Regions from separate parts of the Homo sapiens genome. Here region 2 is linked to region 1. A link is an interaction called in ENCODE POLR2A ChIA-PET data of the cell type or tissue named here. Cell type or tissue: PC-9. All regions are shown on one strand.

Evidence for each region. ChIA-PET counts read pairs that join two places held together with the same protein. Peaks named below come from ENCODE experiments on the same cell type or tissue, not always from the same donor. Only the 100,000 strongest peaks of a DNase experiment are listed, where the experiment ranks them.
Region 2: POLR2A ChIA-PET joins it to region 1 with 10 read pairs; 3 of 35 experiments call an interaction of 5 or more read pairs at or near these places.

What each region holds. Positions count from the first base shown.
Region 1 is chr3:41,897,938-41,902,937 of GRCh38, reverse strand. It overlaps ULK4 (unc-51 like kinase 4), which reads left to right. Exons shown (of 37, transcript NM_017886.4): 13 at 2,109-2,213; 14 at 4,446-4,506. It also overlaps the pseudogene LOC124900553. Among named protein-coding and RNA genes, the nearest start is that of ULK4, 62 kb to the left of the region's middle. In PC-9, no CTCF peak of the experiment used is centred here; a DNase peak (open chromatin) is centred at 2,517.
Region 2 is chr3:42,019,098-42,024,097 of GRCh38, reverse strand. It overlaps a transcript of TRAK1 not described here. Among named protein-coding and RNA genes, the nearest start is that of ULK4, 59 kb to the right of the region's middle. In PC-9, no CTCF peak of the experiment used is centred here; a DNase peak (open chromatin) is centred at 2,977; H3K4me3 peaks cover 731 bases; H3K27ac peaks cover 2,248 bases.

The DNA of each region.
Region 1 (5,000 bases):
TATCACTGTCTTCTCTCAAGCAGTGCCAGGCATTGTTTTAAGTGCTTTGTGTTTATTCTTCACAAACCTGAAAGCTTGTTTGTTTTAATCTTTGTTATAGATGAAGAAAACAAAGCTTTTTTTATCTTCCCTAAGAGCACATAATTAACAAGCAGCAATGTTAAGTTTGCCCCTGTCTTTTTGCCTTTAAAGTCCATCTTTTTTTTGGCAATGTGAGTTTACCTCTGTCTTTTTACCATGAAAGTCCATCTTTTTTTTTCTTTAATTGAAAGTCCATGTTCTTAAACTTAGATTTTCTTGTTTTAAACAAACTTCCTCTTCATTCTTTGTGGGCCTTTTTTTTTTTTTTCTTTTTTTTTTTTGGTGGAGTCTCGCTTTGTCACCTAGGCTGGTGTGCGATGGCGCAATCTCGGCTCACTGCAACCTCCGCCTCCCAGGTTCAAGCGATTCTCCTGCCTCAGCCCCCTAAGTAGCTGGGATTACAGGCGCCTGCCACCATGCCTGGCTAATTTTTGTATTTTTAGTAGAGATGGTGTTTCACCATGTTGGTCAGGCTGGTCTCGAACTCCTGACCTCGTGATGTGCCCACCTCGGCCTACCAAAGTGCTGGGATTACAGGCCTAAGCCACTGCACCCGGCCTCTTTTTGTGTTTTCTTGTCTTTTGTCTGAGTTGCATGGGGCAGCTTGGGTTTCCAGGAACTTTCTTAGCTAACTCCTCTGTTCCTTTATCCATGCCCCTTCCTCACTCAGTTTTGGGTAATTTATTTTCCTTATTCCTTACTTCACTGATTTACTTTTCTATTTTATTTAGTTTGCTAGCCGTTGTTTCTTTTAAAGTTCTTAAGCATAAATTCTCTCTCTCTTTTTTTTTTCCCTGTTGGGAAATACTGAGGCATAGCACTAGGAATACAAATTATGTTTAAATAGAGCACAAAGAACCATCTCAAAGGAATAACTGATGGTGAATATCTGCTGATTCATTTCATTATGTATCAACTCTAACTAGGCTTAATAAATAATTGAGGTTTAATACTTAGGTAGCATGTCTGTATTTAAGTCTGAAAATTTTTTTTATGTTACAGCTTCAATTTCACATTGAATGTTCTGTAAAGCAGAAATAAATTGATTAACATTCTGTGAATGAAAAATAAAGCCGTTGGTCAGGCGCGTGGCTCACGCCTATAATCCCAGCACTTTGGGAGGCCAAGTTGGGTGGATCACCTGAGACCAGGAGTTCGAGACCAGCCTGGCCAACATGGTGAAACCCCGATTCTACTAAAAATGCAGAAATTAGCAGTGCATGGTGGCATACACCAGTAATTCCACGACTTGGGAGGCTGAAGCAGGAGAATTGCTTCAACTCGGGAGGCAGAGGTTGCGGTGAGCTGAGATTGTGCCACTGCATTCCAGCCTGTGTGATGGAGTGAGACTCTATCTCAAAAAAAAAAAAAAAAAAAGGCTGGGCGTGGTGGCTCACGCCTGTAATCCCAGCACTTTGGGAGGCCGAGGCAGGTGGATCATGAGGTCAGGAGATTGAGACCATCCTGGCTAACACGGTGAAACCCTGTTTCTACTAAAAATACAAAAAAATTAGCCAGGCACAGTGGCAGGCGCCTGTAGTCCCAGCTACTCGGGAGGCTGAGGCAGGAGAATGGCGTGAACCCGGGAGGCAGAGCTTGTAGTGAGCCGAGATCACGCTACTGTACTCCAGCCTGGGGGACAGAGCGAGACTCCGCCTCAAAAAAAAAAAAAAAAAAAAAAAAAGAAGCCATGCTGTTATGGAAAAACCAATTTGCCTCATCACAGTTTAGAACATTGAATTGTAAAGATATTTTTTCTAGTCCTAGCCAGACTTAGTGGTAACATGAGCAATTCAGTTACTTTCTCAGAGTTTTATATTTTTATCTGTAAAATGGGAATGATGGTGCCTACAGTTTAGGATTTTTGTGAAAATCAAATGAGACTGCAACCATCTTGAATAGCAGTTGAAGTACATTGATATAGGTGATATTTTACAGTGGTGTCTTCCTCAGCATCTTACTGGTTCAGTGTTTTAAAGATCTACATTAGTCGCAGAAACAAAGTCTAATTTTTGTTCTCATTTCAGATTACAAGTGGACACCTGAGTCAGCAGGACCTGGAATCCCAGATGAGAGAGCTTATCTACACGGACTCAGATCTTGTTGTCACCCCCATTATCGACAATCCAAAGGTGCAGAAAGACACTCTAACAACTGAGTTGTAGACTTTACTGAGATCTGAAATCTGCATGAGATTTTCATTCAGAATATTATTTACTGTATAATCTTTCCTGTTTCTCTTGTCTGCTTCTGTGTCATTTGTGCTGCATGTCTGCATTTGCAGCTCCCCCTCTGTCTGCAGCCCTTTCCTCTGCCTTCACTTCCACTTCACTGGAGTTCTAAGTTTTCTCCCCTCTGTTTTGAATGAGTCAGCTCTGCTGCCTCTCACTACTGCTTCTTCCACATGCCATGGAGGGGTTGCCAGCCTCTTGACCTCAGACCTTAGCTCTCAGTCCTTTTGTTTCTCCGTATGCACTAATGTGAATCACTCTAAATATTCTAGTCTCTGATGTATTTCGAAGGCACAAGCAGTCAGAGGGCACTGCTTACCAGGCTGGGCTGGGCAGGCAGATCACACAGAAGCCCTACCCTCTCACAGGTTGTTAAGACTGCAGGGGAGACGATGGGGAGACATTCTGGGAGCTTGCGAAGTTGTAGTTCACAATGTACTTCTAAACCAGTGTGAGTTTTTTTGCTTCTTGTCTTTTGGAATATAATACTTTATTGCTAGGGGATAATGAGTATCTACTTTAAAAAACAAATTCATTTCTAAGTCCCTCTGTTTTGTCTTGACTTCCAGCTCCCCAACATACTCACATTCCACTACTTTTTCTCTATTTTAATTTTCCTGCTTCTTTTTCTTATTTATAAATGTTTTTTTCTGTATTAATTCATGACTCTTTTTTCTTATCTCATTGGGAACGTTACTGTGGTTTAGACCATGAAGGTTCTTGAATTCTTATTTATTTTCTAGATAGACAGCATTTCATATAGATTATTTAGCTATTTTTCATAATGGAGCTACTTCTTTTTGTGAGTTCATATGTCTGGCAGAGTAACTTTATTATGCTAAGTTTGATGAGCATTGGGGCATTTTCAACGTGGGCTTTCTAGAACAATTTGTGTTATCTTTACCAGGGGTGTCCAATCTTTTGGCTTCCCTGGGCCACATTGGAAGAAGAATTGTCTTGGGGCACACATAAAATACACTAACGATAGCTGATGAACTAAAAAACAAAAAAAATTGCAAAAAAAAATCTTACAATGTTTTAAGAAGGTTTACAAATTTGTGTTGGGCCACTTTCAAAGCCGTCTTGGGCTGCATGCAGCCCATGGGCTACGGGTTGGACAGGCTTGCTTTAGACAATATTCTGTGTTTCTTTTTTTCCCTCTTATAACCATATTTGATAGTTTCTGGGAAGCCTTAATCAGTAGAAATTTTTGTGTTTAACTTTTAATTTTAAACTACTTTTAGTCTTAGAGAAAAGTTTCAAAAATAATTGAGAGTTCCTGTATACCTTTTGCCCAGCTGCTCTTAATGTTCACATCTTATAGGTCTGTAGTATAGTTAGCAAAACCTGGGAATTAAAATTGGTATAGTGTTAGTCAGGCAGGATAATCCCTATCTGTTCCTCCTTTTGGAGGGCAGTAGAATGTGGTAATTGGAGTGGCATAATACTTGATTAATAATTGTGCACTTTCCAATTCATGCTATTATGGCTTCCTGGAGTGGTGTCTTCTCTGATATAACCATTAACCATCCTTCAAGACCTCAACCCACCTTCTACCTCTCTGTAAACCCAGTCCTAACTATATCAACTAAAGTGCTTGCTGTATTCTCTAAACTACTATTTACAAAAAAATTCTTTCTGTCCAGTGTTTTCTCTGTAGTTATGTCCTGCATGTTTTGAATTGTGAAATATTTTGTTGTTTATCGAATGTTTGTCTCATCTTCCCAACTAGGATGTCAGCTCTCTGAAAATAGGATTGTGTCTTTTATATCTTTGTATCCCCATTAGCACTTGGCATAGAGCCTTACCTTGGCAGGTACCCAATAGATATTTGTTGAATGACTGAATTTCTAATTAGAGGTAAATTAGCTAAAAAGTAAGCCAAGATAGGAGTGAATGTTTTCTATGAAGCTTTATTTTATTACAGATATCAATTGAAATGATTATAAAAAATATTATCTATATTTGTGTGTTTTAATCCGAAAAGTCATTGTTCTTATTCTTTTTGGTAACAAATTTTGCACATTCTTTTTTTGTCCTCATTGATTTATTATCTGACATAAGGGACATATAAGGAGACAGATATCCATCTTAAAAATTGTCTCAAAAGCTTTCTTTTTTTTTAAACCACAGATAATGAAACAGCCACCAGTTAAATTTGATGCAAAAATATTGCATCTACCAACATATTCAGGTAGGATCATAAAGGACTTATCGAACATGTAGACTCTTTGTATACAGATACAAATATGAAATTTATTTGCAAATAGAATATATGTGAATAACTAAATTTATTTTGTCTTGACAATTGGCTATATTCTTGGGGCAGTGTTACACGAATTGTAAACAATCTGTAATTCATTTGTGCCAGCTGTTGACATTTCTTAGCTGAGTCTGGGCTGCCCAGTCCTATTGTGGGTGGGGAGGTTCCTGTAGATCTGGGCAAGTTTTCCTGTAGAGTGGGTGGGAGGTCTTCTCCTCCCTTCCCTTAGAGCTGGTTGAATTTCCACCATTTATGGCTGGTATAGGTGCACAGGGTTGGGGACAACAATGAAGGATTGGGATTCTATTAGAGGGACCAGGACATTTGAGAATGGGACTAGGTGGTTCATGACTGTGGAGGTGGTGTGGGAGTGGAGATACTTAAGGGATAATTATTACATTTCTGTTGAGCTAATGAAAGTCTTA
Region 2 (5,000 bases), 120 kb before region 1:
CGTCCCACTGCCCTAAACATCTCCACTTAGAAATCTCAGGAGTAGCCGGTCACGGTGGCTCACGCCTGTAATCCCAGCACTTTGGGGGGCCAAGGAGGGCGAATCACCTGAGGTCAGGAATTCGAGACCAGCCTGGCCAACATGGCGAAACCCCATCCCTACTAAAAATATAAAAATTAGCCAGGCGTGGTGGCAGGCGCCTGTAATCCCCAGATACTCGGGAGGCTGAGGCAGGAGAATTGCTTGAACCCGGGAGACGGAGGCTGCAGTGAGCCAAGACTGTGCCACTGCACTCCAGCCTGGACAATAGAGTGAGATTCCGTCTCAAAAAAAAAAAAAAAAAAAAAAAAAAACCCTCACGAGCACGTCAAACTCAGCACATTCAAAACAAGACCCTCCAGGTCCTCACCGCTGGGACAACTGATTAATGGTGGTCCAACTCAGAAACCTCAGCCTTATCCTTCACTCCGCCCCCTCCCTTACCCTACCACTATCTCTTCAACAACAAAGGCTTATCTCTTAAACATCTACCCACACTATCACTCGCTAACCCCCACCCTCTCTCACCTTGAGTACAGCCAGAGCTTCCAGCTGGGTCTCAGTCATCATGGAGGTAAGATAAGGTCTAGGATCACATACGGCCTAGGACACGTTTACCAAAGTAAAGCCAGCCACCACTCCTAATGCCACCCAACCCTGCCATGGGCCTTCTCTTTGGAACATCTACAGACTGCATCTCTTTTCCGCCCTAGTGACCTAATGTGGATGCAACTTGAGTTTGTGAGGGAAATTCTCAAACTTGCTTGTGATGATCAATCTGCCATGCTGCCTTTTGCCAAACAGAGAATTCAGTATACTATAAAGAACAAAAACTACATTAAAAGATAGCCAAACTCCCAGGAATATTTATTTTCTTTTTGTTGTTTTTTTTTTTTTTTTTGAGATGCAGTCTCGCTCTGTCGCCCAGGCTGGAGTGTAGTGGCGCAATCTCGGCTCACTGCAACCTCTGCCTCCCGTGTTCACGCCATTCTCCTGCCTCAGCCTCCTGAGTAGCTGGGACTACAGGTGCCCACCACCACGTCCAGCTAATTTTTTGTATTTTTAGTGGAGACAGGGTTTCACCGTGTTAGCCAGGATCGTCTCCAACTCCTGACCTCGTGATCCGCCAGCCTCAGCCTCCCAAAGTGCTGGGATTACAGGTGTGAGCCACTGCGCCTGGCCAGGAATATTTATTTTCTTTATTCCTTTCCATGAGTATCACTTCTACTATACCATCAAGAGACTTACCCCAGCTAAAAGTTTTGCAAGTTAACACTCAATTGTTGTGAAAATATTCCTCTTGTACAAAAGTTTTTTGTTTTTGTTTTTTTTTTTTTAAAACAGGGTCTCTTTCCATTGCCTAGGCCGGAGTACAATGGTGTAATCATGGCTCACTGCAACCTCTGCCTCCTGGGCTCAAGCGATCCTTCTGCTTCAACTTCCCAGACAGCTGGGACTACTGGGGCACACCACCATGCCCAGCTAATTTTAGTACGTTTTGTAGAGATGGGGTTTCACCATATTGCCCAGGCTGGTCTCCAACTCTTGGGCTAAAGCAATCCACCCGCCTTGGCCTCCCAAAGTGCTGGCATTACAGGCGTGAGCTGCTACACCCGGCCAGTTATTTAACAAGACTAACTACTTTCCTATCTTTCAAATACAGTATAAAACATCTACTGCAGCAGTCAACGTTTTAGTCTATTTTACCAATGATTTGCCTGTCACACCTTTTATCCACTGCTGTAATAATAACAATCTGCTTGTTTTCTCAAATAGAAAGATGTTTTCCCAAATATATAACACCAAACTATGTTTCTTCCACAAGAGACCTTTGGAATGTCTTGATATTCGAATCCAAAGCAATTCTTCTAATGCCTTGGGACCACTGAAAAATTAACCCTTTCTCCTCAAAGTCAAAGCAGAGAAGCTAGTTGATGGGTGAGCAAAAACCACAGCTCACATCAATGCTTTAGGCCATGGGGGCTATTCCTGTTACTGTCATACAGAGCAAGTCCAGGGCACACCCCACCCTTGAGGTGTGGCACAGAATACCTGTTCCAAACTATTTTTGGATGAATGGATCATAAGGAGTTCAGTAAAAACAATAATTATGGCTAACACAAATGCTTCCTCTTAGCCAAGCACATGTATAAATTCACATAATCCTCTTAATAACTGTATGAGGGCCAGGCGCAGTGGCTCACACCTATAGAATCCCAGCACTTTGGGAGGCCGAGGCAGGTGGATAACTGACCAGGAGTTCGAGACCAGTCTGGCCAACACAGTAAAACCCGTCTCTACTAAAAATACAAAAATTAGCCAGGTGTGGTGGCACACACCTGTAATCCCAGCTACTTAGGAGGCTGACGCAGGAGAATTGCTTGAACCAGGGAGACGGAGGTTGAAGGGAGGCAAGATCGTGCCACTGCATTTCAGCCTGGGCAACAGAGTGAGACTCCATTTCAAAAAAATAATAACTGTATGAGGTTATCATATAAGGTAATGATTCCGAAGCTGCCTGTCATAAACAGGAGTTGCTGGGTTCAACACACCTAAGCAACAATCTTACAGGGGAAAAAAGAACATGGCTTCAAACACATCAATGCTGTGCTGCATTGTATCTACACTGTTCAATCTGAAGGTTTTTACTTTTTAATTAATGAATGAAAACAAAGCTACTTCCCACTCAGGTACATAAAGCAATTGTACAACTGTACAATTCCCATAGTATTCTGCATTTTATTTAAAATATATTCTAGATGCAAAGGTTGAAATGAAATGCTCACTGTCTAGGTGACACTCTTTTATTCTCTACTAAGAAAGCCAGTAAACCAATTGTCTCAGAAATTCTGCACCCAAATGTAATACTCGCAGACACAGCACCAGTGAGTCATACACATAACAAATTGCTCATTTTCCTCCTCCCCACCTTTCCTCTAAATCATTATAATGCTATTCCTGAATCATAGGTTTGGTTTTTTGTTTGTTTTGAGTTTTTAATTCTCCAGTATAAAGCTTGCCAATTCCAACTTCCGAACATGACAAGAATCTGTCCCTTTAGTTTAAGTAAACCTCCAATTTTCTTCCCAGGTTTGAAATTCTTCAGTGCAGGCAAGGCCCACACCTCTGGATCTCACACTAAGTAAAAAATGCCCCTTGATACTATAACTGTCTTACTAGATCTCTTAAGATATCAGATTACCAAACTCCCCAACTGGAAGTCCAACAGGCAAACCAAGTTTACTGTGGGAGCCCTGTATTCAGAAACACAAGATGTAGCATACTCTTTTACAGAGTTATCTTTTTTTCTTCTGGAAGTCTCATATACCAAATCCAGAGAAGAATGAACACTTGGAAAACTTAATTTTTACTAAAGCTGAACATATGTCTTATGACCCAATGATCCACTCCTGAGCATATACCCGATAGAAATGAGTACTTATACACTTAGTTCATAGCAGCTTTATCCATGATAGTCCCAACTGGAAAAAAAACAAATGTCCATCCACAGGTAAATGTATGAACAAATCATGATATAACCATAAAATGGAATACCATCCCACACTAAAAAGGAATGAAGCACTAGTACATGCAACAAATGGATGAACATTGCAGACAAAACATTGAGCAAAAGACCAGACACAAAAGTACACACTATATGACTCAATTTACATGAAGCCCAAAACAGGCACAATTATCCTATGGTAATAGAGGTCACAAGAGTGGTTATCTACAAGGAGTTACTGGCAGTACAAGTGGTATATGTAAGTAAAATTAATGGAGCTAAGATAATTAAAGGTTCAATGCGTAAGAAATTAAAGGTTCTAGTTAACTTGTCAACCTTAGATGGTAATGCAACATGATATAAAATATTTGTTCCACAGAACACAGTAGCAACCAAAAGTCAGGCAGAAACCGAGACAGCATTGTCCCTCTCGTGAGCATTGTCCTCTTCCCACTGCTGTTCTCCAGCCAGAACACGGCCACCTGGTTCCACCATGAATCTGGACCGTCAGTCCCTTTGGCATGAACAGCTGAGCTGTCTTCAGTCACTCTCTCCCTGATTTTCTCATCACACTGAGGACAATCAATTCTTCTGGAGGTCAAAGGAATTTGTCTTCCCCACTCTCCAAGAAATATTTCCCAATGGTCCTCAGACAAACATAAATTCAAGGGTAGTTTCTGCTCTCATTGTTTACCTGCTCCTAAAGGTCCAAATTCCTGACTCAATAATACAGCTGAAGCCAAACCACTTCTAACATTATAAGGAGACATTTTATCTTTGGTCACATCTCAAATCTCAAACTGGAAATTATTTGATAGAAACCCATAATAAAAGGAGGCAGCCTACACTAGAGGCTGTGTATCTAGAGTAGGTTGTATCATATATGTTCTACATTTTGCAAAACTTAAAAACTGAGAGCTTACAGAATGTTAGCATAAAAAAAATCCAGACCCACAGCACACGTTGTTTATGTTAAAGAACTGCCTGGCCAGGTACAGTGGCTCATGCTTGTAATCCCAGTACTTCGGGAGGCCAAGGCAGAAGGATCGCTTGAAGCTAAGGCAGCCTGGGCAACATAGCAAGACCTCACCTCTACAAAAAAATTTAAAAAAGAAAAGAAAATTAGCCAAGTGTGGCAGCACGCATGCTACTCAGGAAGCCAAAGCGGGAAGATGGCTTGAGTCCAGGAGTTCAAGGTTACAGTGAGCTATGATCAGGCCACTGCACTTCAGCCCAGGCAACAGAGATTCTATCTCTAAAAAAAGCACTTTTTTATTGTACCAAAACAACCAGAGGAACTGATGGACAACTTCTAAAATCCCGTGGTTCTGTATATGCATAAATGCTTTATCTCTGTAATCCTGGAGAGAGACAAAAAAAAGTGAGATCCTATATCCCTATTCTAATTAATATGCTTTTTTTTTCTTTTTCTTTTTCTTTTTTAATACTCTGTTGC